2 separate regions of the Homo sapiens genome follow, and region 1 is linked to region 2. Evidence: chromatin loops called from intact Hi-C (ENCODE). Cell type or tissue: heart left ventricle. All regions are shown on one strand. Links, peaks and the distances in the headings refer to the core of each region. The heading gives the core; the rest is flanking DNA.

Region 1 (15,589 bases), core at 4,352-9,351, 170 kb before region 2:
GCAACAAAGATATAAATATTATGAAAGTGACTTTTTCATTTAATAATCTCAAACTCTTATTTTTGTATTATTAATTGTTTCATTATTTTTGGATGCCTCAGCTCAAAGATAGGGACACAATTGATTTGGTTTGCACAAAATTCTGGAATTCAATTTATGTTGAAAAGAATCTCAGTGTAACTTATTGGTATTGGTGATAAGATAGATTCTTTATAAATTTGGAATACAGAAACCTTTCTCAAAAACAAATACCCTGAGTTTCATTTAACATTATGACTTTGTACTTAACCAGAAGTGGACATCTTATACTTAGTAGGAAATAAACTACGTATTAAAGTTGAGATTGAGTCTTTAAAGTACACAAAGCATATAAATGCATGTTTTCAAAGTAAGATGCTTTATACAAGAGGATTGCATCCTTATATGGTTTTGAATTAGAAAAGAACAACAGACTTTAACATTTTTAGACCATTTATTGATAAATTACAAATGCTAAACCTCTCAATGTATTTAATACTAACTGGTAGTTAGTAATAATTAATGTATATGAATGTGTGAATTTAGTGACTAAGAAAAGAGTATCATTATTTGAATCAGCTTTATCCTTAGGCAAAGAAAATAATAGAGAACAAACATGCCCCATTAAGCACATTCTCTCTTTTTCCTCTTACTAGGATCAATAGCTGGCATTATTATGGCTAAAACATTAAGGCTGTCTTACTCTGACAGCTTTACAAGATGCAATGTGTAAGTGTGGTCAGGAAAATCTAGAGAATTCTCAAAAGTCAGAAAAAAAAACAGTGCAGGAAAAAAATCCTTCGTAAAGATTTTTTATATTTAAAGAGAAGTTATTTTTTCAAATAGATCAACTGAATATTTTATTAAACAAAGTGTGAAGCGTAACAGAATATACTAGATTCAGCTTTAGAATACCATGAATCAATTGTTTATAACCTTGTAGAATATTGATAGTATATTTGTCTTTGTTTCAATTGATTCGTTAAGAATTACTGAGAAGCTGTAATCAAATGTTTAATCTATTGGAGAAAACTGAGTCTCAGATAGCATATACTGACTATATTAGTTATGCTATTAAAAAACATATATGTAAACCGAAATAGGTGGCTAATTGGGCACAGGTGAAGAATTATAGCTGAAAAAAAGAGGTGTTTGCTGCTTTGAATTTGATGTTTTCTTCGCTTGCAATAATTGAATTCTGATTAATCAGAGACATCAGTCTTTACACTGTTGGTGACATGCATTGATTTGTGATGCTGTGTCTTTCAGTAACCTAGGAGCACTTGCCTTTATTAGGATCACCAGCAGAAATAAATGTGGAAGCTAACTTCCTTCTAAACCTCCAATTTGAATTTAATCTATCAATTTAGAAGTGTGTGATGCTGGTTCAAAAGGGGAGTTATGAACAAATGGAAATTAAATTTGGCACATGAAATGTAACCATGCGGGGTTTTTTGGAAACCCTATTTTACTTACTTTGATGGTGGGTACAACAAAATATTGTGCAGACTATTTTAAACATATTTCTGCAAATTGCAATGACAAAAATAATGAAGCCACCTTGGGCTTATGTAATGCCATTTTCAAAAAAGATTATTTTCCATACGTGATTTTGCAGAGTAGTCCGTTTGCCTCATAGAGGTCTACTTTTTTTGTTTCCTTATCTGGTTCCTAATTAGTGATTAAATTTGTGAATATATAATTACATCGTATGTGCTTATTTCTTATTTCTATGCTTTCCTATTGATGAAATGTTGGTAGTATACAACTCAGTAGTATGAACATACTTATTTCCCCACAGCCTTTTACTAAAGACGTCTATTAAAATATTACATGTACTATACATTTCGGTGACATTATAGTATACCAATTTAGATTAGCCTTATTATAATTTATTATGGCAATTGAAGAATCTATTTAAAATGAATTAAAATTCAGAATCTTGACATTTGAAATTTGGATGCTCTTAATATGACAAAGGTTATTCTATGGGGTTTTGTTATCATATGAAATATTAATATTTCACAATACAATTTTGATGAAGTACAATTTGCCAAGCTTGCATATGATAAAGAAATTAAATGCTTACCAAGGGAGTTCGGTGAAAATTAGAGCCCTGACTGAACATCTGCTAGAAATTTTATTATCCTGTCCTACTGACAGTGTGGCTCCCTCGTTGTTTTTCTGGATTGACAGCTGAATATTGCACTGATTTCTGCAGCAAATATGTTTGCGTGAACTTTGTTTCCCTTTTTTTATTTTTTTGGGAGTTTGGAACATGCTTTTGATTTTCATCCTGTATATATATATATATTTTATACTCTTGACATTTGTAGATGCCAGATTGAGGTCTAATATGCTGTAGCACCGATAGACCATTGACTTACAGTGAAATGCCAGTTGATATCTCAGTAAACAGAAATATTATTATTCTTTACTGTGCAGTCTATATAAAAGCTGTATGTGCTTTCTTTAGAAAGGCAAATGATCATATTTTTAATGTCAAATATGAAAAGATCTGTTTGCTTTTGTGTTAAATAACATCAAAAATGGCTTTTATTAACTATATTCTTCCTCTTCAAATCTGTCTTTCCAAGAATGTTTCAAAATAACAAGGTTGCTTTTCTTGAGATTCTATTTATGTTTTATAAAGATAGTAAAGTCATATTTAAAATATAGTTATGAAATCATTTTTCTATACAAATGTATATCGGCTCCAAGTTTAAATTTTGAAAGGTGGGAGAGAAATCGATCTGTCAAGCTTGATTAAAGCTAAATTATCATGACAAAACAGAGAAGTGATCTGTTTAAGAGGGAATATTAGAAATGGTTTGGACTTCACATAAAATAACCCCTTGACCTGTGTTCACATTATATTGATAGGAAGTAGATAAAAACATTTTGTTTTCATTAATTTTGTCCATAAATTTTGTTCTCTTGGAGAGCTACATATTATATACTGCAAATCTGTAACATGAAACTGCAAGTTGCATAGCTTTATTACTGCACAGATAAATAAACTAAGAAGTATTTATTTCTATCCTAAATCAAATCTAAACCCAAGCAACAGTTCACTTCACTTGTAAGCCCTTTCTATACATAGATTAACTTGTGATTAACTTTAATTATGAAAATATCTCAAATGAATAGATTTTGTTTTAATAAGTATCAAATTAGGTAAATAAGTATCCATGTAATAGGTCTCTCTTATAAAATGCTAAGAAGTAAAGACTGAAAATATTTAAGCCTCTTTTTTTGGCATCAAAGTATTTATGTAGCTGTTTCTGTAAAACACAACCTTATACCCCATAGCACAAAGCTTAATGTATAGGAGAGGCTTGATAAATGTTTCATAAATATTCGCTGGATAAATGAATACATAGATTTTTTTGGCAAGAGCATATCGAGTTTATTTTTTTCCCAGTATATGAACAGACAGTTAACACATAAAAGAATTGAATGTTTTGAGTATTGATCTCAATCGAAGGAGAAAAGGCCAATTAAAAAATTTTCATATTCTATGTTGCTTTTCTATAGTGCATCTATACGTGTCTAAAAATGAAAATGTCAGTGAAATTTCTGAATGTATAGATTGTGGTTTAAGACTTAGATTGTTGTATAAGCCTTTAAAATGCAGAGAATTTTTGAGAAAACAGGGCAAGTATCACACAATATTAAGAAGATACGTAAAAATCGGCTGGCCTAACTTCTAACTGCATGTATTGGTAGTCCTGAGAGAAGAAATGTAACCTGTTCTTGAATGCTTTTAGTGACAAGGAATATACTACATCTTTAAGGCAATATAACCTGTATGACTGTAGAAAGATCTGTTTTAGAAATATGTTCCTTTTATTGACCCCATATCACCCTTCTCATAAATTTCATCCATGTTTTATATATAGTTCTGCCCTCTGATACATCATGGAATAAATAAGAGTAATATTAATATAAATGAATTATTTAAAATAAAATGTTGTTGTTGTTGTTTTCCACAAGTAAATAAATACGTTAGAAAAAAATCTAACAAATATGGAGAAGCAGTGTAGTGTGGGGAAAGGTACTTTGGCCTGGGAGGCCCTGGTCTTAATCCAAAGCTGCTTCTAAATCACTGTCTTGGACATGTGTAATATTATAGGTCATTGTTATAGTTGTTATCATTATTCACATTATTAGATACCCTATATTCAGTGCTTAGGATGTATAGACTAAATGTTTTTGTAAATTATTTCATTTAATCCTCACAATCTGTTTATAAGATAGATAGTATTGTTTTCAGATGAAATAATAGTCTGAGAAAGTTAAATAAATTGTCCAGGACTTAAGACAACAGTTATCTATTTGACTATAGTCATGTGGGTTGGCAATTTGGGCTCAGCACGCATGATCAGTTCTCCTACTTCACAGGGTGTCAGCTGGCCTCAATCATGCATTTACAGTTGGTTGTTTGGATCCCTGGGGATCAAGATGTTCCACTAATGTGTCTGGAGCCTCATGTGGGGCATATAGCAATCATGTGGGATTGCTATAATTGCGGAGATGGCTGAGCTTTTCTCTCTATCTCTTCATAATCTCTCTTGCCTCACAATGTCTTATCAAGGTGGCTGGTTTAGGTTTGATAAGGCTACTTCACAAGGCTAGTAGTGTTCTAGGAGGACAAGAGTGGAAGCTGAAAGATCTCTTGACACAAAGACTCCAAAGTCTACACAGTGTTACTTCCGTATTTTATTCAAAGCATGTTACAAAGTCAATGTATGTTCATGAAGTAGGTAAATACCATCCACTTATTGATAAAAAGAAGTGCAAAACCACATTACAAAGGGACATGCATAGAAGTAGGGAAGGATTATTGCAGCCATCTTTGCAAACAGTCCTAACTTGCCCTCTGATTAGAGCAATTCACATCCCTCCCAAATGTAAACTGCATCCACTCCTTTCCAAGACACCCAAAATATCATCTAATCATGGCATTAGGCTCAAGGTTCATTATCTTATGATCTTCATCAAGTCCAAATGCCTATGAGATTATTTGGTTTTAGTTTCTTTTTACTGAGGATTCTGTGATATAGAAAGACATGTTTTCTATCTTCCATATACCCAACACAAAACGATACAGTCAAGAGAACCACAGTAGATAAAATCTCCTTTAGAAACTGGAGAAATGGAAGGCACATAGCAATCACTTGTCCATAGCAATTTTGAAATTCAGTTTGGCACATATTTTCAGGGCCTCTTGCTCCAGGGATGGAGAATCAGGGTCCATTTATGCTCCTTGGTAAGGATGTCCTAATACATTTTTCCTATCTACTGTTGGCTCTGCCTTCTGGGCTACTGATTATCTCTGGGCTACTGGTTTTCTCCTCTGAGTTTTTTTTTTTTTGTTGTTGTTTGTTTGTTTGTTTTGTAAATGGCTAATGATGGCCCCTGTTGACAGCTGAGTAGTTTTGTCAGCCTGTTCCTGCCCAAATAAAGTTATAGCACCCTATTCCTCTCTTTGTTTTGAATTGTTTCTTTTAATCCTAACTCATGGTGATATCATCATAAAACTCTGTTAACATAATTTTGAATCTATTAAGGACTAAATTGATGCCCAAAGTCACATCCATAATTCTTTTTAAACAGATTTCTTTTATTTTTGGATATGCCTTGCTGTTGTGGTACAATGTCTTTAGGAATGTTAGAAGCCCTGAGAGAATCTACTAGGACCTGCCTTAGGTCTTTCTAAAGTCTTAACAAACTGTCTTACTGCAATATTCTTGAGATGATCTTTAAGGTACTTTATTTTGAGAACCTTTTTTCCATCTAGGAGAGAACAAATATAAAGAATAGTTTATTTTCTGACCCAGTGTGTCCTAGGTCCCTTGGATTCTGTCTGTTTTGCATGGCAAATTTAAATATAGCCTTATTTAGCTCTTTTCTCTCTTTTAGTACCTTATCACACTTGGGTAGAAACACTCAACTGAACACGTTCAGTGTTCTTTCTAGAGATGTATTATGTTCACTTTCTGTTTTCCAAATTATCACTGCTGACATTCTTGCCAATTGTTCTGTCACCACATAATACAGGCCACTTTTCCAACCCTCCAATAACAATTTTCATACCATATTTTAAACCTCTACAACAGTTTGTTCACCATTCTTCCAGCCTTTACTAAGATCTTACTCTTGGTTTTTCAAGGCTCTGCCTGCCTCACAATGCCAAAGCCAGGGCCACATGTTTTATATTTTGTTATGCTAGCAAACATAACCTATTTCAGCATCACGTACCTATTGCTGCATATCAGACAACCTTACCAAAAGCAGCAACACGTTTTCTGCTCTTGTTTCGACAGTTTGGCAGTATGGCCAAGGCTCAGCTGGGTTGACTTGCCTTTGCTTCACATGATATTAGTTCTTCTCACTCATGGATTTGCAATCAGTTGACAGACTGTTTGGTGGCTGGCTGATGGCCGGTCCTGGATGATTTCATTCACATGCCTGGGTCCTCAGCTGACGTGATTAGGCCTGTATCTCCGTATGGTCTTATCTTCAAAGAGACTACACTGGACTTGTTCACAAGTTGTCAGTGCTACAAAAAAGGCAGGAGGAGAAGTTGCAAATCCTCTTGATGCCAAGGCTCGGAAGTTGCACAATATAATTTTCATTGTGTTCCATTCTTTAGGGCACATCACAAGACCAGATCAGGTTGTAACAGCATGGAAATGGCCCCTCCCATCAAAACACTGAAATCCACCACGTCAGGATTTGAACCAAGGTCTATTTGATACAAATCCCTGCAATTTCCACTATATCATGCTTTTACATAATGTATCCTCTCTGGACCATATTACTTTATGTCTAAAATGAAGGCAGTTTGACTGCACTCATGTCTTCAGAGACTTAGAGTTCAGCCTGAGCATTTACACTGAGGACTTTCTACCCACTGCTTCGTATAGAGTGGCACCTATGCTTGTCTTTCTATTGAGAAATAAAAGTTGCACAGAAATTTTATATTTCTATGTGCAATTTCAGAGAGAATACAAGAGAGCATTTTGATTTAACAGCTTCTGTGAATCTGCTGTCATCAGAAGCCAATTTTTTGCCAGCCACACTGGCCCCCTTTCTAGTTCTCCAACATGGCAACTTCCTCCCTGTCTTAGGACCATTTTGCTTGGTGTTTGATCTGCCTGGAATGCTCTTCTCTCAGATATTTATATGACTGGCTCTTTTTTCTTAATCAGTTCTCAGATCAAAAGTTACCTCCTCAGAGAAGCTCTTGTTAACCATTCAAAACCCAGGCTCTCCATCCCACATTACATTGGTTGTTTTTTTCTTCACTGCACTTATCACCATATGAAATTGCCATGCTCTTGGACATCTATTTCTGTTTTAGCCACTTGAAGTAAGCTCTGTAAGTAGAGAGATATTGTCTTTCTTGCTCACTACAGCATGCCCAGTGCCAAGAACAATGTCTGGCAGATAGAAAGGACGCAATACATACTTGTTAGATGAATGAATAATTATAGTATTCTAATTTGAACCACAATTCCACATGACAGCTCTTCAGTTACTTGGAGACAGCTCTCATGTCCTATCCATAAGCCTTTTCTTTTTCCTTTCTAAATAGTTCTGTTTTTCTTTTCATAATAAGGTTTGCAGACTTTTTACCATGTAGGTTGTCTGTTCTCCCATGTGGATTCCAAGAAACTTGTTTCAATCCACATTATCTTAATTGAGAGGAAGTTGCTCCTGCGTTTGCACAAATTGCACAAATTGCCAGCACCTATCAACGAGATGAGAACTGAGGAATAACATTGTCAGGACTGTAAATGCTAAAGATAATATTTAAAGTTGAAAATTTCACAAACATGTCATGTAATAATATTTTAGAGCCTGGGTAATTCTCTATGGATTACAATACAAAACATCACAATTTATTTTTGAAACTCATTTTGGAAACCTTGTTAGAAATAAAGATCTGGATTTTTTAAAAAGATTAAATAAAACTGATTTACTTATTTATTATTAAGAGTTTATCTATTACCTCATCATGAAAGTCTATGAAACAATAAATTAACAATAGTCCAGTGCATTATTTTTGCTGCTATAGTTCTAGCTTCCAATTTTGTATATGATTATTTTCTATTTATTGCATAGTATTGTTTTCCTGATAATATACATTAACTAGGAGTTATAATTGTTTAAATAAATTCAATGTAAGCTTTTTATCTGGGAGACTTTTAACATGCTGAAAACTGAGATGACTTCTGTATACTAATAGTTTATCACCTAGCTAGGTTCTTATAACTTAGACGTATTTTATTGAAATTCATAAAATCAACTCATCCTCCAATTATAAAGAATTAGTTTATTAAATGGCTACAGTTCACATATAGTACTCCTATGGGACATTTCATCCAAGTGTTCACTTCAAGACTATTTAGCAAGCTCTTCTATGACGTAACCCTCATTTCTTCATCAACAAAAGAACCTGTATGTGTGCTTGCACACTCGTGTGTACACATTCAATATTGAAGCTAAATCTTGCAAGTTAGAATCTAATGAATACACCACTGTCTATCCTTAAAGTTTTAAATCAGTCTCTGTTCGCAATCATACCATGTTTGCCAGACTTAGTCTGTTAAGTAAAAAATATAGATTAAGATGCTTTCAAACACAATTTAATGCATGTATTTCGAATATTAAGTAAAAATCTTTTAATTATAGCCAAAGTAATATTTTTAACCATGAAGCAGACTAATCAATTTTCCAATATAATTACATCTTCACCACTTTCCCATTTCAGGCTGTGATTTCACACCTGTTAATTAGTTAATCATTTTGGTAGAGTGGACAAAGTGAAACTCAAATAGACTTTTTAATAATATAAATTGACGTGTACAATTTTGATCTGGGTTAGCTGGTAGATGAATCTAACTTGTAATGGAAAGTACCTCTTATTCAGTTTCCTTTTTTAAAAAAAGCAAGTGGTGTCAAGGTTAATGGAAAATTCTCATAATTATGGTTAATGGAAATTTCCTTAAAGTACAGTCCTGCTGTTTGAGAAACTGATTTTACCCTTATTCTGTCTCACATAATTCTTCTGTGAATTTTAAATTTAACCAGTTAAAAATCTCCATATTTTGGGTATGTTTAGATGATACAATCTTTGGTTGAAATTAGTTGGATTGAATTCCATAATATTCTCCTTGCCTTTGTATTTTCTTTATTGCTTTTTAATAAGATTCTAGTAACTACTATGTAATGATATTCTTTATACTCATTTTAAATACTTTATACCATGATTACCTTACTGTCAGATTTTTATTAAAGGCATACCTACATTGGCTATTTTGTTACAAGACTGACTCTGTTTTAGTAAAATTACAGTTCGCTGTATGCTCCTTTTTCCTAAAGGACTAGCAATGTGCTTAATGTTCAAGTACCACTATTTCTGAAATGAGGTGTCATGAGAAATAAAGTGTCACTAACTCAAGGAAGTTACTGGTGTGTTAGTTAAATATTCACTCAAACTGCCCTATCACACACCAATTACCTTTTCTTACCCCACTGCCTCATCTGCTTCTTTCACTTCAGCTAAGCCCATTGCCCTTTTCATCCTGCCCTGCTTTCCTCATTTGCATGTTTTTCTACAATATCTCATGTGTCTGAAACAGTTTCTCACTTCTATCCTGCCAAATTTACCCTCTATTTATGTGAAAAATTAGCTTAAAATGTCATTAAAGAAAGTACCATTTTTAGGTATCTGGGCAAGATTTGATGTATTTTGAGAGCTCTTATAATGTCCTTTTATATATACTATTTTTCGAGTGTGTGTTTGTGTGTGTGTATATGTGTGTAATGTATGGTATTCACTTTAGACAACTTAAACTGTAGTTCAGAAAATATATACACCAAAAGATGTAAGATGACTTAAGGCCACAGGAATTCTTAGACTAAAATGTTACTTAATACTAAAATGTTACTTAATATGCAATATTTTATTTTTTAAATTATTTTATAATTTTAATTTTTTAATAATTTTTTATTTTCAATATTTTATTTTTTTATTTTCTTCACATTTGAACTGTCTTTATTCTAGGGAGAAGGGATAGCACACGGATAGTCACGGTCATGAGAGAACCGAGCATATGTAAGATGCAGCATAATGTCTCATGAAATGTTATAAGTAGCTGTAGAGATAGTGAGAAAGGCCTGTGGGGTTAGGAATTTAAATGTTGTTGTATAAACAGGGAACCTGTTGTTAAGAGGTTTAAGCAAAGAAATTACATAATTCAATTTGGAAGAGACTGTTAATCATAATACAACTACTGTTTATCATTTCAACAATAACTTTCACTTCTCTCCTCATACAAACTCTCTTTTCTGACAAAACTGGTTTTATCACCAGGTTTATGTTTGCATCGTCTATACCTTAATTTTACCATTCTTTATCGGTAAGGAGACATTTATTGTTCTTCAAATATTAAAAGGCCAATGACCACCCAAGTCCCCTGGAGCTACATTAATCAATGGTTATCTTCTCTCCATTGTCTGAGCTCTTATAGAATTTTACTCAATGGACACAAGAGGGAATGGATTCCTTTTAAACTCCACCCCACCCCCCGGCCCCTTTCCTGAATGGAAGCCTTTGGAGATCAGATCTCGTGACCACCAGGCCCTGCAAAGGGAACCTGCTGACTGACTACCTCCCTCCTCTTATCAACCAGTTTTATTTTGCAATGTAATACATTGTTCAGCAATATAATGAATTTTAAATTGATAAATATTATTACCTCTTGAAGAGTATTTTCACTTTCATGGCTAAATATAATTTTGTACAGCTATAATATTCCTCTTTAGGAGACATACTTTTGTTTAGACTAACGTTTATCTAATGGGTACCTCCAAGCATTCTTCAAAAATACTTCCCATCACTTGGGAACTCTTCCCTATGGTGCTTTTGAATCTTTGGTCATAGCTTGCTCTCTAGGAAACTCCTAGGAAGCTATTGAGTAACTTAGCTTTTCTCTGCTGCAACACATTTGCCTTTCCAAGGGACCATATTGAACAGAGCTTAAGGTGACTTCACATTACTTATTTAAATATGGGTCCCTTAATTGGTCCACAGGAAAATCTTACATTTCCTTTCCCCTGACAAATTCTAGGAATATAGGCTAGTTGCTGTACAGTTGCATCTCTTTTAGCTCATCTTTTAGCAACAGACAACTCACACCTTTTCGATATATCAAGCAGAGTGGGACACTGTATACGGTGCACCAACCTCCAAAAAAGAAAATAAAACTGCGGGGAACACATATAAAGTGCTCTGAAGGGTCCCTTTTAAAAGCTGTCTCTCAGGATTTGGGATGACAGTGGGACTCATATAATCCCAGAAGCATGCTCCAAAGAAACCATGTCATAATCTCCAACATCCATCCCTAACTTTTTGTTAACATTTTGTTTCCATATTGGAGTGAAGGGTGTAAGAGTTCCCTAAGCAGATTTTTGTTATCTACTTGAACATTTCTGTAAGGGAAAAATTTATTTTTGTGATTTATCTCAATGCCCCTTAAGGTCTCAGCCAAAATGTATATTTTAATATTCTGTTGCATTAATAATATCCATATTGAATTTTACTTATGGACATTTAGTATATGAAAATGCATTATTTAAAAACCCTTACATTTCATACAACTATTTGCATATAGAGATTTTTTTTTCTGGATTTTGTCAGTAACATTTAATTTTTTTAATATGGCAGCAGGTTTTAGTTCAGATCTTCCAAGAAACCGTTGCCAAGATGTGATTAAACATGCATGGATTTGATTAGGTGAAATAATTGTGGGAGACAATATGGAGGGTGTTGAGGAGGACTGGGAGAGCCATAAGACAGCAATAGAAGTCAAGCCATACATTGGGGAGAGAAGAAAGAAAGGTTGAGTAGGAGCATCATAGAGTGCCTTGCAGACTGAGAAAGCTTCGACAAAGCCATCTAGAGTCTTCATGTCTCTCAGGAAGGGGCCTGCTTAGTATCTCTGCCCTGCTCAGTCATTGGCTAAGCCACAGGAAGCATGGCTGCAGTGAAAATCCAGGAGTGGATTCATTCACAGCACAGCAGCTGGGGTCCTTGCTCAGTTATACTCCTGATAGTTGGAGTTACGTGAGATTGCCACAAAGATATTTGGATCTTTTACAATACTCAGCATAAGGTAGGCAGCCACTTAGTATATGGCTTTTAAATGGGGGGAATAAACAAACATTGGTGTGATTTTTGGACATCTCCTGTTGATCAATATAAAGAGAAATATTGTATAGACAACAGAGATCCACAGGTAAATAAAATGTATACAAATATTATCTTATTAAGTATTATAATATGAAAAGAGAAAAACAAGCTTGCATGCAGAAGGCTAGAGAGGCACAATATACTCTTAAGTTTTAAATTATGGTTTTCATAGTGAATCATACTAGTTATTATTGAAACGTTACAGTTGTCTCCCTTTGTTTTGAGAAAAGTGTTGAGGGTTACCTCTTCTGTAAGTAATTTGACTGTTAATAAATTAGTTAACTTATCTAAACTTCCACATGTTGAATTACAAAATAGACCATAATACCTGCTCTGCCTTTTTACAGTATTCTAGTGAGGCTTAGATTGAATTTTTTTTAAATAAATATATTAAAATGATTCGTAACATGTAAAATACCCTGTCAATAAAAGTTATAATTCTTATTACCATAATCTGTATGCCAGACTAAAACATTAATAGTTATGTGATCAGTTATTAAAGGGTAGAAAGTCACTTCCCATCTCCACTGGTACCACCCACATCACAGCCCCCATCATTTCTCACAGAATAGTATACCAGCTTCCTAAAAGAGTCTTGCTGCTTCTACTCTTATCCTAAATTCCGGCCTCCACACCACCGTCAGAGTGGACTTTGACATCTTAAATCAGATCGTGGCTGTTTGCTTAAAACATTTCAATGGCTTCTCTTAGCCCTTAAAATAAAATCCAGAATCTTTGTACAAATCATGTCAGCAAACAGCTCCTGCCTGTCTCTCGGTCCTCATCTCATTCTACTTTACCTGGTACCAATAAGGCCACAATGGACTTCTCTAGATTCCTCCAACCTGTGGCCTTTCAATAACTGTTCTTGCTGGTAATTTTCAGGCCCTTACATTCAAAAAGAAGAAAAAGAAAATTGCTGCTAATGGCAAAGTTTAGATAATGCAGAAATAATTATGTTGTCATAGTGGTTTTATACTTATGGAAGTTTATCAGGTGTTAGAAAATGTATGTGGCAGTTAACCAATTAAACTATGAAGGAGTGGTCACAAATTCTTTCCTCCTGTTCTTTTTGGTTAACAGAAGATCTTATGACTTTTAAATCATTCAATAAAATTTATCCTCTTCTGTAATATTTCTGAAAGAAAAGCGATAAAGGATCATTCTTTGTTACAGTTGTTGGGATCTCATTAGTTACAAGTCATGAAATCTCGAGATAATGGAAAATATTTTATATAGGTCAGAAATTGCATTACAAAGAGCAGTGGGTATTATATGACATATACATGACCTCAGAGGAATACATTTGTAAACATGCTTTTCTATGTAAAATTAATGTGTTAATTTAAATGTTAAAATCATGTAACTCATGTAAAGTGTTAATGTAAACATTAAAATGCTGAGGTGTGATTTCTTCGTAGCTGACTCAAAGAAAACTAAAAAACGCTTCCCTACCCCAGAGCACTTTTTATCAGTGTTTGTAGGATTTGTGTCTACAACTGCTATTAACATGAGTAAGATTTCTTTTTTTGAGACAGGGTCTCATACTGTCATCCAGGCTGGAGTGTAGATTCACTGTATCCTTGAACTCCTGAGCTCAAGTGATCCTCCTGTCTCAGCCTCCCAAGTAGCTAGGACTATAGGCGTGCACTACCACACCTGGCTAATGTGTTTCTGTTTGGTTTTGTTTTTAAAGACAGGGTGTTGTTATGTTGCCCAGGCTGGTCTCAAACTTCTGGGCTCAAGTGATCCTCCTGTGCTGGCCTTCCAAAGTTCTGGGATTATAGGTGTGCGTCACTGCACCAGGCCACATTAATTGGATTTAATTGAGTAGATCTCTGATACACTGATTGAAAATTTACTCAAGTTACTATAGGCAGAGCCAATCGGGGGTATAATTCATAGTAAATTTAAAGTGTTTTACATTAAAACATGAAATAGAACATATTAAGAAGTTGGCTCTATAACCATTTTGAAGCAGATATTAAAGTAGTTTTAATGTTAGACTTCTGGTATTAAATAAAAGACAAGTTTATAAACAGTTCAGTAATTGGACAGGCTCCATATTGATTTTTTCCTTTGTTATATAATATTACCCACTTCTCCGTCCAGAACTATGTCGTACAGGGTTTCAGAGTGCTAGAAACATGGTCGCTGTTGTGTATTGGAATGTTGGAATGTGCAAAGACTGAAAGGCTGTCACAGCAGTCAATAAGATCTGAGAGGTGTTGACTAATTGCCTGCTAATTACACAGTAAATTGTCTAATTAAGCTGATGGTTAATTAGGGTACGCTTGCACAGCAGTCTTGTGGAATTTGTGTCTGATGTCTGGGAAGCAGCTTGTATAATTGGCAAACTGGTAAGGACTGGCAGAGAACATGACTGGAAAACTCCCTGCCAGTGGATGACAGAATACGGATTTAGTGGAAACAAAAGGGTTGTCATTTTTGTACTGAAGGTTTTGTTTCAGTTCTGCAGCTATTCTGCAGTGAGCAATTGAGAAATGCATCTGAAGCCTAAATTACGTGAGTAAAAGAAGGCTTAAAATGTGTGTCAGAATGTAAAATATGCTGCTTGCGTGGCATGTATCACCTCTGATACACTATCTCACATTATATTAATCTACGCCTTGTATGATTCTACAGTTCCTCCTTTTAACATATATATTTGGCAAAAAATAAAAAACGATAATCCCATGCATCTAAAACAATGCCTCTTTTATGAAAATATAAGATAACAAAATGACTGATTAGAAGACATTTGAAATAAGAGCTTTGAATTCATTATTTAATTATTAATTTATATATCACTGTGAATCATAAAAATATTAGACATGATACAAATATAAGTTTGGATGATATTTTAACTGAGTAAAAATTGTATTTGTAATGAGAGCATTTTCATTTTACTGTTTATGCAGTTTTGTCATGCAACTGGATTTTGCCTGTAGTTTAATTTGTAAGAAAAAATATTTCAATACATAATTAAATGTATTTGATTTCTGTGTGGATGTGAGTGGTGTTTGATGAATTACCTGTAAAATTTGAGTGCCTTTAAAACTAAAAGTTCTAGAAGTTTGCTTTGTTGTTTTTATTGTTCTTTGTAGCTGAGGAAGTTTAACTTTTCATTTCAATAAGTCACCTATGGCTGAAATACTAACATAAAAATTCACCCTGCAAATAAATTAAATGAATCCATTGGAGAATATAGGTCCTTTACAGATGATGTTAGGTACATACACATTGCCTCTTCATAAGAGACCTGAATGTAAATGATTGCCTCTATTACCATTTGCCACCCAGATT
Region 2 (15,589 bases), core at 6,548-11,547:
GCATGATTTCTTATACTACACTTTCATTTTCTGTATTTTAAATATTACTTTTAGCAAAAGGCATATTTTTAAAATAATGATAATACACATGCAACCTAGGGACCAGAGACCCTCATACTGACTTGTGCCTCAGATAAACAACATGTAATTTCAGTTGGCAATCTTTACTTGATTCCTTCAGTCCAAACTCAACTATTATTAACCTTTGTTTGTGACAATTGAAGAGAATAATGGTGGAATTTGGGGCCTTTAATGTCACATTGAAATCAATAGCTGTAAATGGTAGTTGCCACAGTTCTAACTGATCTGTCACATTCAAACAAAAGAAGGCCTTTCTCAGTTCATAGAAGATAGCTGGGACAATTAAACACACACATACAAGAATCTCAAAAGACTTTTATAACATTAAGGAAATGTACTGATTCACAGTATTTTTTAAAAGGCTTTGTTTATTTGTTTGTTTGTTTGTTTCTTTGAGTGTTTTTTTTTCCTCTCCTGAAATTTTAAGTCAAATACAGGAGATGTAACTGACTTCATCCAGAGATCAAAAAGTGTGCTCTATCATAAAAATAAATTGAATTGTTCTTCTCAAAGTGGTGGTGATGGTAAGTGGTAGGGGGAGTGATGATAAGCTCCTTCATGAGCTGGCAAGGCCAGTAATTGCAAAGGCCACTAAATAAAAACAATTCAAAATCCTTGAAGCCAGATCCCTGCATGCCACTGACAGCACCCTTACCACGACTTCAACTCCCAACACAAATGTATCTTTTAGACTTCTGAACATTCATCAGTGCTAAACTTTCAGTGCTCAGTTTTGACTTTGTTTTTAATTTTCTTATTCTTCTGGACATTTGGGGAATGTAAATTAAGGGGTTTCAGTTCAAGTTTCCATACATGACTTTGATACGCATATTTGTCAACTCTGAACCTACTACTAGTTATAATTGGCTGTACATTGATTAATTCCACTAAGAACATAAGTCGACTTTGCTTAGCACTGTGAAGCTGTATGAAGTAATAAGAATGTTTCAGTGATTTTCTAGAAAGAAAAAGCCTTAGTAATTTTTATCCTTATAATAATAACAGGTTTCCAAGTTTTATTAAGGCACAATATGAAATATTCTTATTCACTGAAATACCATTCCAACCATCCTTTGAAAAATTAAATTAGTTGTTCTTCGAAGTAGAAACTAGAAAGATTCAATACTACAAGAATACAGGAGATTAAAAGGAAGAAAGTAGACAAGATCATGTATTTAAGTCGCCTTAAGCAAAAGTACTATTTTTTCTCAGCTTACAATTTTATATGACAATTTTTCACACTTAACATTTTCCAAAATTATTAGTTTAAGGACTCCATTATTTTTCTAAAAAATTATACTTCTCTGAAATAAATTCATTGACTCAAGAAGAACATAATCAATTTTTAATACTTCTTTTCCCCAGTTTATTTCTTCTCACTAGAGTATGAGATTCTAAACTTCGTCAGATCAGCTACCTGGAACAAAACAACTACTATGCTAGTGAAGCAGTTCTCCTGAAAACAAATCTCCTATTTGTAGCATTTGTTGCTGGTTTCTGTGTTATGAATTCTCTCACTATAGCCAATTTCAAGCTACCAACCTGATGTCACTCAACATGGAATCGACTCCAGGACAACACTGAAACAGTTAGGCTTTCTCTAGGAAAGACTTGATTCTGCAGCTACTGTTAGCATGACTAGAACACTAACAGTAGAAAAGGATGTGCTAATCTTCCTTAAGGAGAAAAACAGAGTGATAAAATGGCTGACCAGAAAGTCAGCTGTTCTTACCAGGTCTTCGTGATTATCTGCTTTGACATAAAGGAAATAAGGATCCTTAATTTGGTAAGGTAAAACTAAAAAGTTTTTAATGTAAATTTCACCTTTTTAATATGCTAACCTAGAGAACTCAAAATGTTCCTCTTTAATGGTGTGGTCTCTGTTCAGTAAAAGAACTTAGAGAGATGAAAATTCCATGGGTTCCTATGTATATCCTGTGTTCAGGAGATCTGTTCCTTAAATTATATTACTTTAGGAGAGAGAAGGATTCATGAGAAAAAATTTTACTTGTCAAGTCTTGTGCATAGAAATATCAATCTAAGCATATCTGCAGTAAATTAGGGGCTTTGCAATTCAACTTGATGTAATTGAAGGTATTTGTATGAATTCAATATACATGTCCGCATGTATATGTAGTGAGAGACAGAGACAGAGGGAGAGAAAAAGAGAGAACCCTGTGTTAATCAGCTCCTTTTGCTATGAAACAGAAAGGAAGGCAAACTAGCCTAAGCCCAGTAAGAGAAATTGTTGACTCAGAGCCAAACCATAGGAATGGCAGTACTCCTGACATGGGGGAAGACCAGAGACAAGGACCTAATGTCATGGTACTCCTCCTTCAATTTCTCTTGGTAACTAGCCTTTACTGTCACTTTCCTGCAAATATAAGCAGTTGATAAAGGGGTGAGGTAGGTCATCTGTTGGTTTAGATTTAGATTTATTAAATTCTAGTCAAAGAACCCAATGTATAAAACAGCTATTTTGGGGGAAATTGCCAAGGTATTCTTGTGGCCAACTGTATGTCAAGTAATTCACATGAGTATATGAGAAAAATACATGTGCTATGTATGTTGCTACATAATTTCACAATTATCTATTAAATCAAGCAAGTTAATTGTATCACTCAACTTATCTACGTATTTACTGTTTTCAATCTGACTGATCAGTCAAAATCTAACAGATACCTATTAAAATTTCCCATTGTTGTGTTTTTATTTTCTTTTATTTTTTGAGATAGGGTCTCACTCTGTTGCTCAAGCTGGAGTGCAGTGGCGTGCTCACAGCTCACTGCAGCCTCAACTTCCTGGGCTGAAGGGATCCTCCCACCTCAGCCTCCCGAAAGTAGCTGGGACCACAGGCACACATCACAACACCTAGCTAATTTATTCTTACTTTTTTTGTGGAGACAGAGTCTCCCTATGTTGCCCAGGCTGGTCTTGAACTCCTGGGCTAAAGTGGCCCTCCTACCTTGGCCTCCCAAAGTGCAGAGCCACCATGCCTGGCCATCGTTGTGTTTTTATATCATTTCCCACTTTTTCCCTATATGTCTTTTCTTGTTTGATATATAGTTTATGCATATAGCTTTGAGAATTATTCCTGTAATCATTATATCACTAATTATCTTTATTAGTGCTTTTGACCTGAGTTTTCATTGTTTTCTTAACATTAATATTTCCATTCCTGCATTCTTTTTTTCTTTTCTCTATTTTCATAATTCATTCCATTAACATATATAGTGGTAAATGACCTATTTACTTATTATTATAATATTTTGTGTTTACTGTTTATTTACTTTGTTGGGTGTTTTTCCTTTTTTAAAAGTCTCTTAATTTGGAAATTGCATTCTTCTGCTATTCACAATAATATGTGAAACAATATTTCTCGCTTAGTATATCCAGTTCAGTAATGACAATGATCACACTAAGACAGCCTACTTGCCCATTTTACTCCTGAATCTCTACTCCCTGTACCTTTTTAGAGACTTTTAAACTCCTTTCTACCTTACTTCCTCTTCCTTCTTTTCTCCACAATTTTTGGATTTTTCTGAGTAGCTGAAAGCTCTTTGTTACGGGTTTTAATTAAACACACACACAAACATAAATTTTAAGAACACTGTCTTATAATTTCTATTCTGTCTTAGTTATAGAATTATCATCACATAAACTAAAACAAGTTAACACTGTTTATTCACTGTATTAACACTGCATTGTGCTTTGCTCTTCTTGTAAAGAAGAGATTTGCTTCTGGTAGAAATTTTATGAGATTGGGAGTACTTCCTTGAGTATTTTCTTCAGATAAGATATCAGTACATGGGTGGCATATTTTCTGAATTCTTGATTGTTGAAAACCATTGTGCCTTTTTTCTTAACATTTGATTATTATATTGATTGGCTGGTATAAAGATTCTTGGGCGACAGTCATTTTCTTTTAATAACATAGTCGCATAATCTTTCTTTTGTAAGAAAACTATTTTTTGTTCTGAGTAGAAGAAAGAATTTTTTTCATTAGCATTGGAGGTCAGACATTTTCCCTGATTATGTCTAGGTGTGTGGCTTTTTGTAAAATTAATCCTGTCTGAGTCTTAGTGAGCCCATTCAGTCAAAAGGCACAAGCCTTTCTTCAACAGAATTTTTATTCTGTTATTTCCATGATTATGACTTCTATTTGATAGAAGCTGAAGTTTTCCCCATCTGGAACTACTTCTCTTTGCATGTTATGTCACCTAGATCTTCCTCTAAATCACTTATTTTATCACTAATTTCCTTCTTTGTCCCTTTATTTTGGTCATCCAGACAGTTAATTCAGGTCTCAGCAGTAGCTACTCTCTTTTTTTTTTACCTCCTCTCTTTGATTTTAGAACTGTGAAAATCATTATTGTTAGTTCAAGTAATTATTATTTTTATTTTCTAATTGTATCTCTTTGAGAATACTCATTACATTGAAACTAACATTCTCCTCTGTCTCATTCATTAGCTCTTCCTTAATAGTAGCTACCTGTTCAAGCTTGACCTCCCTCCCACAAGTTTAAGAGTACATGAAATAGGTAGCAATTTTTCTTTGACTTCCTTGTAATGTAGATTTTGCCACACAAGAACAGGCCAGGTTTGAGGTTTTCTTGAGCACTGGTAAACTGGAGGTTTGTGGGTGCAATGGCAATTTTGTCTGGTGAGCTAGTGATTACACCCTAGCATACCAGAACCTCTTCACTGGGACAGGTATAAGACCAGGACCTAAGACTCTCTAGGTCCAAGGGGGACAAAGTTCCTTCTAAAATATAAAAACTTGTAGCATTTTGTCCTACCTATTGCATCACCCCTACCCTCCCAGGACTGCCTACCAGCCGCATGAGGCAACCTCCTGAAGGACTGTGTGAGACCTTGGCAGACGTGCTCTTCTTTGGATGATCGAAGCTCCACCGGCATATGTGGCTGGGCAGTCTCCAGTGGCCAAGGAATCTGCTATATATTAGCTTCAGACCTGTTGGGACCTCTGTTCTTCTCCCTTCCCCAAGATAAATGAATCCTCACACTTGCTCTCTTCTCCAGGAAACTCAAGGCTTCAGTGGTACTACTTGGCTTATTTAAGTGTTGACTTACCCTGGCATCTTCCCATCTTCCTAGAATCCATTTTCACAGTTTTAAATATTGCCACCAAGTGTAAAGGTTTTACCGTATACAATTTTTTTTATTTTCACCTTTATTTTGCTTAGATTATCTCTAATGAATCTAATTTTCCCAATGTCTCAGTAAAAATAGCTGTGGGGTTAAAGTGGCAGGTGAAAATAATGACACCATAATGTCTTGATACTTCATGTATAAAACTCTGTAACAAATAGACTGTATAATAACAGACACATTTAGCAAACAGGAATGGAGGAACCACTACATTTAGAAAAGGAGAAGGAGAGAATCAAGGTGTAAGTTGTCAATGGTACTAAGTACAGAGCCCATTCTGCCTGGGAGATTTAGTGGCAACTCACTTCCCATGAAATAAAGCAAGTTCTTTGTGTAGCCAGACTGAGTGCCACAGCTTCAGGTCCTCTTGCCGGGGAATAACCCTTGCCCAGTATTGGCACAGTCATAAATGTTAACATAGTTAAATGGTACTCAACTGTTAAGCAATCCCATGCCATTCTGCCAGACTTAAAGTGTCTCTGGAAATACAGCTTTTTAAAAATTCCACTCAGATCTGTATTGCTTTCATTTGAGACAATCTCCTAACTGGAAACCAATTCCAAAAAAAAAAAAAAAAAATGTGTTAAGTCATGAGCCTTCAACTTAGCCCTGGTAGTTTCTTAGCAAAAGGCCTAGGAGGTCAGCCATCAGCTAAGATCTCGTTTGAAGGTGTTCTGTCTTAGAACAGTGGAAATCAGAGGGCTGTCTTAGGAGGCCTAGGTGAATGAGATGTGTTACACTACAGAGGTGAGCCAGCATGTGGTGGTCAGGGCAGAAGGATGGAGAGTGGGAAATTAGTAGCTTTCGTTTGGACAGGAAGCATAACACGAGGTATTTGATAGAGTCCTGAGGAATTCTGCTTCCTCCCAGCTCTGACTCACCTGGGAATATTTGTTTCTGCTCGGCATTGTACTTTAAGCTCAGTATCAGATAGAAGAACTTCTCCTTTCGGAGACAAACTTCCCTACTCATATGCTTAATCTGAGCCTCATCAACTTCTTAAAAATCTTACTCTCTGTTCAGCTTTTACATTTTTCATTTCTGCCTCTTCATGGTCCATTCCCATTCTCCTACATGCATGATAAAAATTGCTTTGATTCTGCCACCCTCTCAATACACTTGTCTATTTTTCATCATTCCTTCCTTTCTGGTCATTCAGAAAATTCTTTGCTTCCACTCTCCAAACTCTTTCTGTCTGTGCTTTCTCCTACTCTGCTCAAAACACTATCAGAAGTGTCACCAGTCACGTTTTCACAATCATCTCCCTTTTCATGTACTGCACAGAATTTGACCTTATTTATAACTTCTCCTTGAAACCTCTTTAACATTGTATTTTTCCATTCAATCCCATCTCTGTGACCACTTCAGTTTCTACCCTCTGCTGTTCCATTTTCACCTTGTTCCTAAGTCAGAAGTAGAACTCAGCTTTCCTAGCTCCTGATTCACATCTCTTTCCTTGATATGATTTGTTTGTTTGTTTTGAGATGGAGTTTTGCTCTTGTCACCCAGGCTGGAATACAGTGGTGCAATCTCAGCTCACTGTAACCTCTGCTTCCTGGGTTCAAGCAATTCTCCTGCCTCAGCCTTCTGAGTAGCTGGGACTACAGGTACACGCCACCGTGCCAGGCTAATTTTTTGTATTTTTAGTAGAGACAGAGTTTTGCCTTGTTGGCCAGGCTGGTCTTGGACTCCTGACCTCAGGTGATCTGCCCACCTCGGCCTCCCAAAGTGCTGGAACCACAGGCATGAGCCATCACACCCAGCCTTCTTTCCTTGATATGATTTAAATATGTTAGTACATCCATTCATTCTACAAACACTTATTGAGAACCTAGTAGGTATCGACACCTCAGGTTTGATGCCTGGTGGTTTTACTAGACTTAGTTCTTTAAATCATCTTTGCAGTTATGTTTTAAAAACTGCTGTAAAACTTTCAAAATTGATTTGGGCTCATTGATACTGCATTTACCTGTTCTGGGTCAGGCTTTGAATAGCCTACCAGGTGTAATTCAAGAGGCACTCCATAAAGGCTTACTTGCTCAAATGTATCTCTTCTATTATTGTGCCATGGTGTTTGAATTATGCACTATTATTGAGTCATTCTGTGAGGTGGAGACACTGTCACATTGTTGCTTTTTTGGAGCTTTCTTTTAAAATATGAATATTCTTTATAAGGAAAAACTATTAAGCTGTTTATAACTTCATGACTAAAATATGAAACCAGTCACCTCAAAGAGAGACTTGAAGAGATAGAGAAAGACACGAAGGACAAGGATACGAAACACTGGGCAAAGGAAAATGCCCATGAGAGTCAAAGGGAGAAGGAGGTCTGGGTAGCCTTGAAACACTGGGATGGAGGGGGAGGAACAGAAGGACAAAAAATATGAAAGAGTAAATTGACTCTGTTGTCTTTGCTTTCAAAAGGCAGGTGGACTTCTTTGAAGTAAAGCAGCAACTGTACTATTTTCTTTTCCCATATGTTATTTTAAAATGCAAGAAATTTAGAGTTATTTTGATACCTATCTGTTGAATTGGCTGAGTGGAAAAGGTAATGCAGAGGGCTATGGGGACCCAACTAAGTTAGAGAGAGCTGTGGTAAATGGAACTCTTTGAGTTTTGACATCTTTACAAATAATGCCTGATGATTATGTATTCAGTTGTTTTAAGGAAAAATATATAGTGATTCCCATGGAGAAACACAGCATTATCATATCTAAATAGATTCCACCTTCACACCCTGTTTTAAAAAATTTCTAAGGAAGGTGATATGAGCTCAAAGTTCTCCTGCAATCATTTCTGAATATTGGAATCTGTGAAGCTCTTTTAAACAGTTACATGGACTGCCTTTTTCCTGAGATTCTTCAGGAATTCTGGATCCCAGGCATCGTGTGTGTGTGTGTGTGTGTGTGTGTGTGTGTGTGTGTGTGTGTGTACTTAACTCCATAAATGATTGTGATGCATAGCCAGCGTGAAGAACAACTAAGCCAGGAATTTGATGAGCTTAGTTTGATTAGATAAACTGCAGCCATGGAAAGAAGAGGGGAGGCTCTGCTTCCCTGTTAGGAAACATCTTCTAATTAAATTTAGGAAGCAGCCTCTACAAAAGCTGACAGCAAAGTTTTCTATGCAGGCTGCAAAGGAAAGCATGATGAAAAACACAGGAAATATTTTCTCTAGAAGTTTGTCACAGTGACAGGCATTCTGTCGTTTTTTAAAAACCTACTCTTTGGGTCTGTTCCCCACTGCCCCAACACACACAGAACCTCCGTGGTAACACACTTACACACAGTGCTTTTCCCAATATGCACCGGGCTCTCTTGTTCCCTACAGCACCTTTGTTCATTCTTAGGTGGCGGCACAAATTCCCCTCTAATGTCTGCCTCATCAAGTCTATTTGTTCTCCAAGGACAAATTTAAATAGTTCTGCTGAGCACTGATATCCAAAATGACTTCTCTTCTCTAAATTCTACTGTAGTTTGTGACACTGATCTTATAATTATAATTTATTGAGCTCCTACTATGTGGTCAGCACCAGTCATACAGCTGCTATTCAACAGAGCCAGGAAAGCAGAGGCTTAGTTGATCCAAAGCCAACATTCTTTTCATTGCTTTGCAAGTTGCAGTCCCTACTCTATACCACCTTCTATTAATACTTTGATTACTCGGACTTTGTCTTTGCTCCTAGCCTGAAAGCGACTTATGGTCACAGACCACGCAATATGCATGTTACAAATCCCGTAATTCTGCTATTGTTTTGTTTGTTTGTTTTTTAATGTAGACAGATGAGTTGAACAATGACCATGCAGCAGGAATTAGCAAGAGCAGGGGTTATAACTTCAACCATACCCCATGCTAGCACTTGTACATCTGGAGCAGTTGCAGTTCCTCTAGCATCTTAAGTCTTAAGTTTTTAGGCATTTTACTGTCAAATTTAAAATAACTTGCAAGAAAACTCTGCATCTTCAAAAAAGTAGAGTTCCATAATAAGCTAAGTAAGCCAAATTTTTGCAATTACTGAAAAATTAACAAGAAATTATTGGGGAAAAGTAAATCTACTAGTGCTGAGACTTAGATATTCATGAGGGATATGTCCCAAGACCTTCTCAAATCCCCAAGTATCATTATAATATATAATTTTCCTCATAAAATGCAGTAAAGTGTAACTGAAATATTTAAATGATCCCTGTAGACCCCTAATGAGTCTATAGAAACAGAACTAAAGTCGTTTATAATGCTATTAACGTAAATTCTGAATTGAGCACTGGCTAAAACATTTTCAAATATCACTTTTTCTTGTTTCCATATAGAGCATATGGTATGCTCATTTTTGTCTGAGTCACCATCAAATTTATCCAGAACTTCTCTTTTTTGGCTAGGACCCATCAACTTTCAAAAACTGTACTTAAAAATTCAGCTGGGTGCGGTGGCTCATGCCTGTAATCCCAGCACTTTGGGAGGCCGAGGCGGGTGGATCACGAGGTCAGGAGATCAAGACCATCCTGGCTAACATGGTGAAACCCCATCTCTACTAAAATACAAAAAAATTAGCCAGGCGTGGTGGCAGGCACCTGTAATCCCGGCTACTCGGGAGGCTGAGGCAGGAGAATGGCTTGAACCTGGGAGGCGGAGATTGCAGTGAGCTGAGATCTTGCCATTGCACTCCAGCCTGTACGACAGTGTGAGACTCCATCTCAAAAAAAAAAAAAAAAAAAAATCCTAAGACTTAGCAATTGGGGCCGGGCATGGTGGCTCACACCTGTAATCCCAGCACTTTGGGAGGCCGAGAAGGGCGGATCACAAGGTCAGGAGATCAAGACCATCCTGGCCAACATGGTGAAACTCCATCTCTAGAACTAGCTCAGAGACTACAGGAATAGACCGAATGTGCATCATTATAAAGAAGCAGCTCTGACTACAGACCACCACTTGCAGAGCTGGGCAAGAAGGGTGTATTACTCTGGACAGTAGATCTAGGCCCAGAAATACCAAATATTAAAATACAAAAAATTAGCCAGGCATGGTGGTGCATGCCTATAGTCCCAGCTACTTGGGAGCCTGAGACAGGGTAATCGCTTGAAAACCAGGGAGGCGGAGGTTGCAGTGAGCAGATCATGGCACTGCACTCCAGCCTGGTGGCAGAGCAAGACTCTGTCTGAAAAAAAAAAAAAAAAGAATTAGCAGTTGGCTTTCTTTGGGGGTCTTTTAAATAAAACTTCACAAAATTAAACTACTAAGTTAAAAAAAGAGTTGAGACTACAGTGTAGGGGCTAGCTGGAAAAGCTCTTGAAAGTTCAACTCATTCTTAGCCATGTGAGTCATTCACATACCCTCACTGCATGATTCAAGTTTCTTACAGAATTACATATTAATATGTTCTTTACAACCATTCACAAATAGTTGAAACAGCAAATGTTTAGTCTATGACTCTCAGAGATTTAGATTATTTAATTTCAGCCTCTTTTGTGTTTTTCAATGTATCCATCAACAATAATAAAGAATTTACTTACTTGACTATGCATTTTGTTCATTTTTCCAGAGTTTGTGATTTACATTACTATTCATACTATGTCAGGAATCAAAAAAGTGCAATATCTTTTCTATTACATGACAAGGCACCACTATCGTTTTGTTGGTAACTATCTTGAATTGTATTCATGCCCAAGCATGAAGACAGAGTACTTGGCTTGGAGCAGATGAAGATGCTTCTAGGACACAAAACTCAACGAAATCATCAAGCCTTCAAACTCAGAATTCCTAGTTCAATAATTTGCCTATAGTAATGCTATTCCTAGTTCTACTTTAATATTACTACCATCCTTATTATATTGCTAAAAATACATATATGCGTGTGTGTTTAATAAAAATTGAATGCATGTGTGAGAAACTTGAAATAACTCTGTTTTATACATGTACATTTTTATTTAGCTCTTTTAAATTTTCCAAAAACAATCTGGCCCATTTAAAGTAGTTAAATTGTAAAACAGAAGCAGAACTAGCTCAGAGACTACAGGAATAGACAGGATGTGTGCCTCATTGTAGAGAAGCAGCTCAGACTTCAGATTACCACTTGCAGAGCTGGACAAGAAGGGTGTATGACTCTGGACAGTAGATCTAGGCTCAGAAATACCAACGGAATTCTCAGTGTTCCTAGGCACACAATTAGAAGATAACAATGATCAACTAATAGCATCTCAGATGGAATTCATAGGACCTGGATATGTAAACCTTGAATACGAGAGAAATAAAGCATTCTTTCTTCTAAGGTAAAAGTTTCTGGATAATAGATAAAACAGTGATGAGAATATCCCGTTAATACTCCCATTAGATCTGTATTTCTCAGAATTTTTCATCCTGACCTGAACATATATAGCTTCCAAGTGGAATTTTAAAGTTATTTTCTTAATAAAATCACAAGCATTCTTTATATTATCCTGTATCCATGTCTGAACAACAACAAAAACACTATTCTTTATTCTTAAGCTGCCCTACACAAATGGCATCATCATATAATTTGTAGCAAAAGCTAAATGTTATAATACTTCAGAGGAGTTATTAATAATTTAATTTATTAGCTCTAGTCTTCTTTAGTCTTTCTTTCCTCCTTCTTTGCTTTTCTCCTTTGTGAAGAAAATCTCATTACCTACCCATAACCCATATGAACATGAGTGCAAACATTTGCAGTTTCAACTATTGGTGAATGGACTCGTATAAAATATACCAATACACAATTTTGGCAGGGGGGTTGTTTGTTTGAGACAGGGTCTTGCTCTGTCATCCAGGATGTAGTACAGTCGCACAGCCATAGCTTACTGTAACCTCGAACTCTCCTGGGCTCAAGCGAGCCTCCTGCCGCATCCTCCCAAGTAGCTAGGACTACAGTCACACACCACCACGCCTGACTAACTTTTTAATTTCCTCTTTTTCTGTAGAGAAGAGGTCTTTGTTACGTAGGCTGGCTCTGAACTCCTGGCCTCAAGCGATCCTCCTGTCTTGACCTCCTAAAACACTGGAATTACAGGCATGAGCCACCACACCCATCCTCAATATATAGGTTTGCAAAAAATTTGAGTCATGAGGCTGGTGTGAGCTAGTGACTTGGCTAAGAGTTATCCTAACTCTTAGAAGCTTTCTCACACCTGTATCTCAGTTTCCTCTTACTGTGTTATATAGAACTGGATCATGTAGACAGGCAATGATCATATGAAATATGTCAGCATTACATTTGCTTTGCAGTTGCGTTTTATTTTTAAAAAGTTTTATCTAAGTAATGAATATTTAGTCAAGAATTAATATTCAGTCAACAAAGATATCTACTGTGTCTTTCATGTACCAATATTATGATTGTCCCTGTGGATGATATTGCATGATGAAAAAATACATGATCTCTAACTTTGAGCAACTCAAAATCTGTGAGCAAAGACAAAATTTAAGTTCATGAAATTAAAATAATTTAAAGGCAACTATAAAAGCAAATGGATAATTTGTGTAGTTATAGAATATACGGAGTTAACTGTGACTTTCCCAAAAGGTTATCCAAGGTAATTCATCCCCAGTGTACCACACCCTTACAGCCACTCTCTACCCCCTCATCCCTTGCCCTGTTGTATATTTTTAAATCACCTACTTGAAATTATATTACTTATTTATTTTGTTCTTATCATATTTTCCACTAGAATGAAAACTTCATGAGAAAAGTAGCTTTGTCTTATTACTGTCGAGCTCTGGCAGATAGAGTAGCAGTTGAATACATATTTGTGGAGTGAATGAATTAATGAGTATCATCAAATAAGGATTATTACAGACTGGTTATATAACATGCAGCCCACTACTAGGCAAATAAGATAATTATGGCTGATGATACCCTACTGTTTACCATTCACATACTTTAGTTATTATGCAAGTTTGGATATTAATTAAACAACAGTTATAACAATGAACCACAACAAGGAGTGATATAAAAGAGAATGAACTTATCATCTTTTCAATTTTCAATTTTTTAGGGCTGCTTTTGAGCTCATCCTGATTTCTTTTAAAGCCAGGAAAATCAGTATTTATTTTTATTGATTCACTTTATATTGTGTCAGGGCAAAATACAGGAAATTTAATGTCCAAACAGTTGTTCACTATCTAATTAGGAATTAAGAAATATAAGTAAAATGTTTCTTGTATATTAGGATTATATACATATATACATAATAACGAAAGTTGTAGTCAAGTTAGGACTTGAATTTTTTTTGAGATGGAAATACATTGCATATTTTGGTGTTCTAGAAGTGACCAGAAATAACATAGAAATAAGATATCAAAATATTTCCATTCTTTGTAAATTTTAACCTTCATCAAAAGTCACAAACATGGTAAAAATGACCTGATAGTCATTCTTTTGTGAATCTGTGTTCAAACATAGGGTAAGACATTTATCTAGTGTGCCATTCATGCATGGGGTCTCAAAATTATTTCTTTCCTTTTTTTTTTTTTTAAGATGGAGTTTCACTCTGTCGCCCAGGCTGGAGTGCAGTGGCACAGTCTCGGCTCACTGTAACCTCCACCTCCTGGGTTCAAGAGATTCTCTTGCATCAGCTTCCCGAGTGCCTAGAATTAAAGGCACACACCACCATGCCCAGCTAATTTTGTTTTTTTAATTTTTAGTAGATACCGGGTTTTGCCATGTTGGCCAGGCTGGTCTCGAACTCCTGACCTCAGGTGATCCGCCCACCTGGGCCTCCCAAATTGCTGAGATTACAGGCGTAAACCACTGCGCCCAGCCTCAAAATTATTTCTTACCCTTACCCATTAGTAGCCACAGAGTGCTCATCAAACATCACTTTAATACAGGATTAAATACTGAAAATAAAGAATGTTAGCAGTGTACATTTGTAATGCTGATTACATCCCAAAGAGACATATACTTTATTTTGAATATGCTTGTAATATAAATGGCTGTTCCCACTCTAATACGGATAATTCAAAGTTAGTGACATCACCACAAAAATGAATTTATGCAGTATTCAAATTGGTAGCATTTCCACATCCTGAAATATCTTTTTGTAATGCTCATTTCTATTCATGAAATCTTAACAAAATTCAGATTTACTATTATTCTTCTTTTCCTTCTTGTTTAATAGGTGCTTTAGGCTTAAGTTCATCCTACCAAATTGTCCAAAAATCTAGGAAGTAATATTCAGAAGTTGTTTCTCACTCACCTTGGAAAATATTTTCTCTAATCAAACTTTAAACAAATTATTAGCTTTAATTAAATGTGAAATAAAACAAAAGCATACAATAAAAAGCCCTTTGGTGTAAAGAGCTGATACAAATAAGTCCAACTTGAATATTCACAACTTTTCTGTAATAATTGATTGCAACATAATCACAGTAAAATTTCAGCATACTTTAAGTACATTTATTTGTATAAAAGTAAATATATAACTCTGAAATGATTAACAAAATACTACTTAAGTATACTTTGTAAAAGTAAACCTATATTTTATGTAATCTGACCATTTTTCCCTTTTCTAGTAGGATATAGTTCTGTTATCTTTTCTAACTAATGTGTCTTTTGGATACCTATAACACTATTGATACTTTTCAAATAATTTTATCATAGTATCCAGTTATATAACAAGTAGTATTCATTTATTCATCTGTTAAGTACATTTCTATTAAGCAAAAATCTGAGTAAAATCTGAAGGAAAAGTAAATGAGTAAATTCACTCAAGGGCAGGAGCAAGTGTGTGTGATATGAATGGGATGGATATTGTGGATGGAGGAAACAACATTAATAAACTCTGGCCTGGGAGTTAAACATAAGTAGACTAATATGACTTTCCTAACATACTATATAGTGACTGGTTTTCGCTGCATGCCATGATTTATATGTATTATATAGGCTATTGTCTCTTTCTTAATTATTTAGAAATAACCATGTCTATAATATAGTAGCATTACTGTTTTATTTCTTAAGAGGCATCTCTATGGTGTATAAGGTTTAGGCAATTCTATTATGAATAACATAGGCTCAGATTATACATTGTGGACAAATCGAATTATGCATGTGCTATCTGAGAGGAGATCTGTATGTGAGCAAGACATAGAAGCCCTGTATACTCTACTCTCTCTCAGAGGACAGAGGAGATTTGAAGACCAATTGTGGATGGGTATCGTGCATCAACTGAAATACCCACTTATATCTCCTTCATCAGTTGCCCTTGTGTTAACATACAGCATCAAAGTTCCTGCTTGTGCCAGGCCCAGAGCTATGGATTACCCAGTTCTTCTAAGAAGTTATATCTTCTAAATGCCTATTGTTATGTATTTGCTTTTTGTAATATCAGTT

Evidence for each region. Hi-C counts contacts between places; a loop is a spot of excess contacts. Peaks named below come from ENCODE experiments on the same cell type or tissue, not always from the same donor. Only the 100,000 strongest peaks of a DNase experiment are listed, where the experiment ranks them.
Region 1: a loop joins it to region 2, with 2.2 times the contacts of the local background. A loop is called at or near these places in 1 of 110 quality-filtered maps.

What each region holds. Positions count from the first base shown.
Region 1 is chr1:97,499,923-97,515,511 of GRCh38, reverse strand. All of the region lies in intron 13 of DPYD (dihydropyrimidine dehydrogenase), which reads left to right. It overlaps LOC124904225 (a long non-coding RNA gene), which reads right to left. Exons shown (of 3, transcript XR_007066238.1): 2 at 7,663-7,777; 3 at 6,509-6,583. Among named protein-coding and RNA genes, the nearest start is that of DPYD-AS2, 290 kb to the left of the region's middle. In heart left ventricle, for the core only: no CTCF peak of the experiment used is centred there; a DNase peak (open chromatin) is centred at 6,461.
Region 2 is chr1:97,327,896-97,343,484 of GRCh38, reverse strand. The region is part of intron 16 of DPYD (dihydropyrimidine dehydrogenase); the gene reads left to right. LOC105378867 (a long non-coding RNA gene) reads right to left here and starts at 5,826. Exons shown (of 4, transcript XR_007066237.1): 1 at 1,814-5,826. In heart left ventricle, for the core only: no CTCF peak of the experiment used is centred there; no DNase peak of the experiment used is centred there.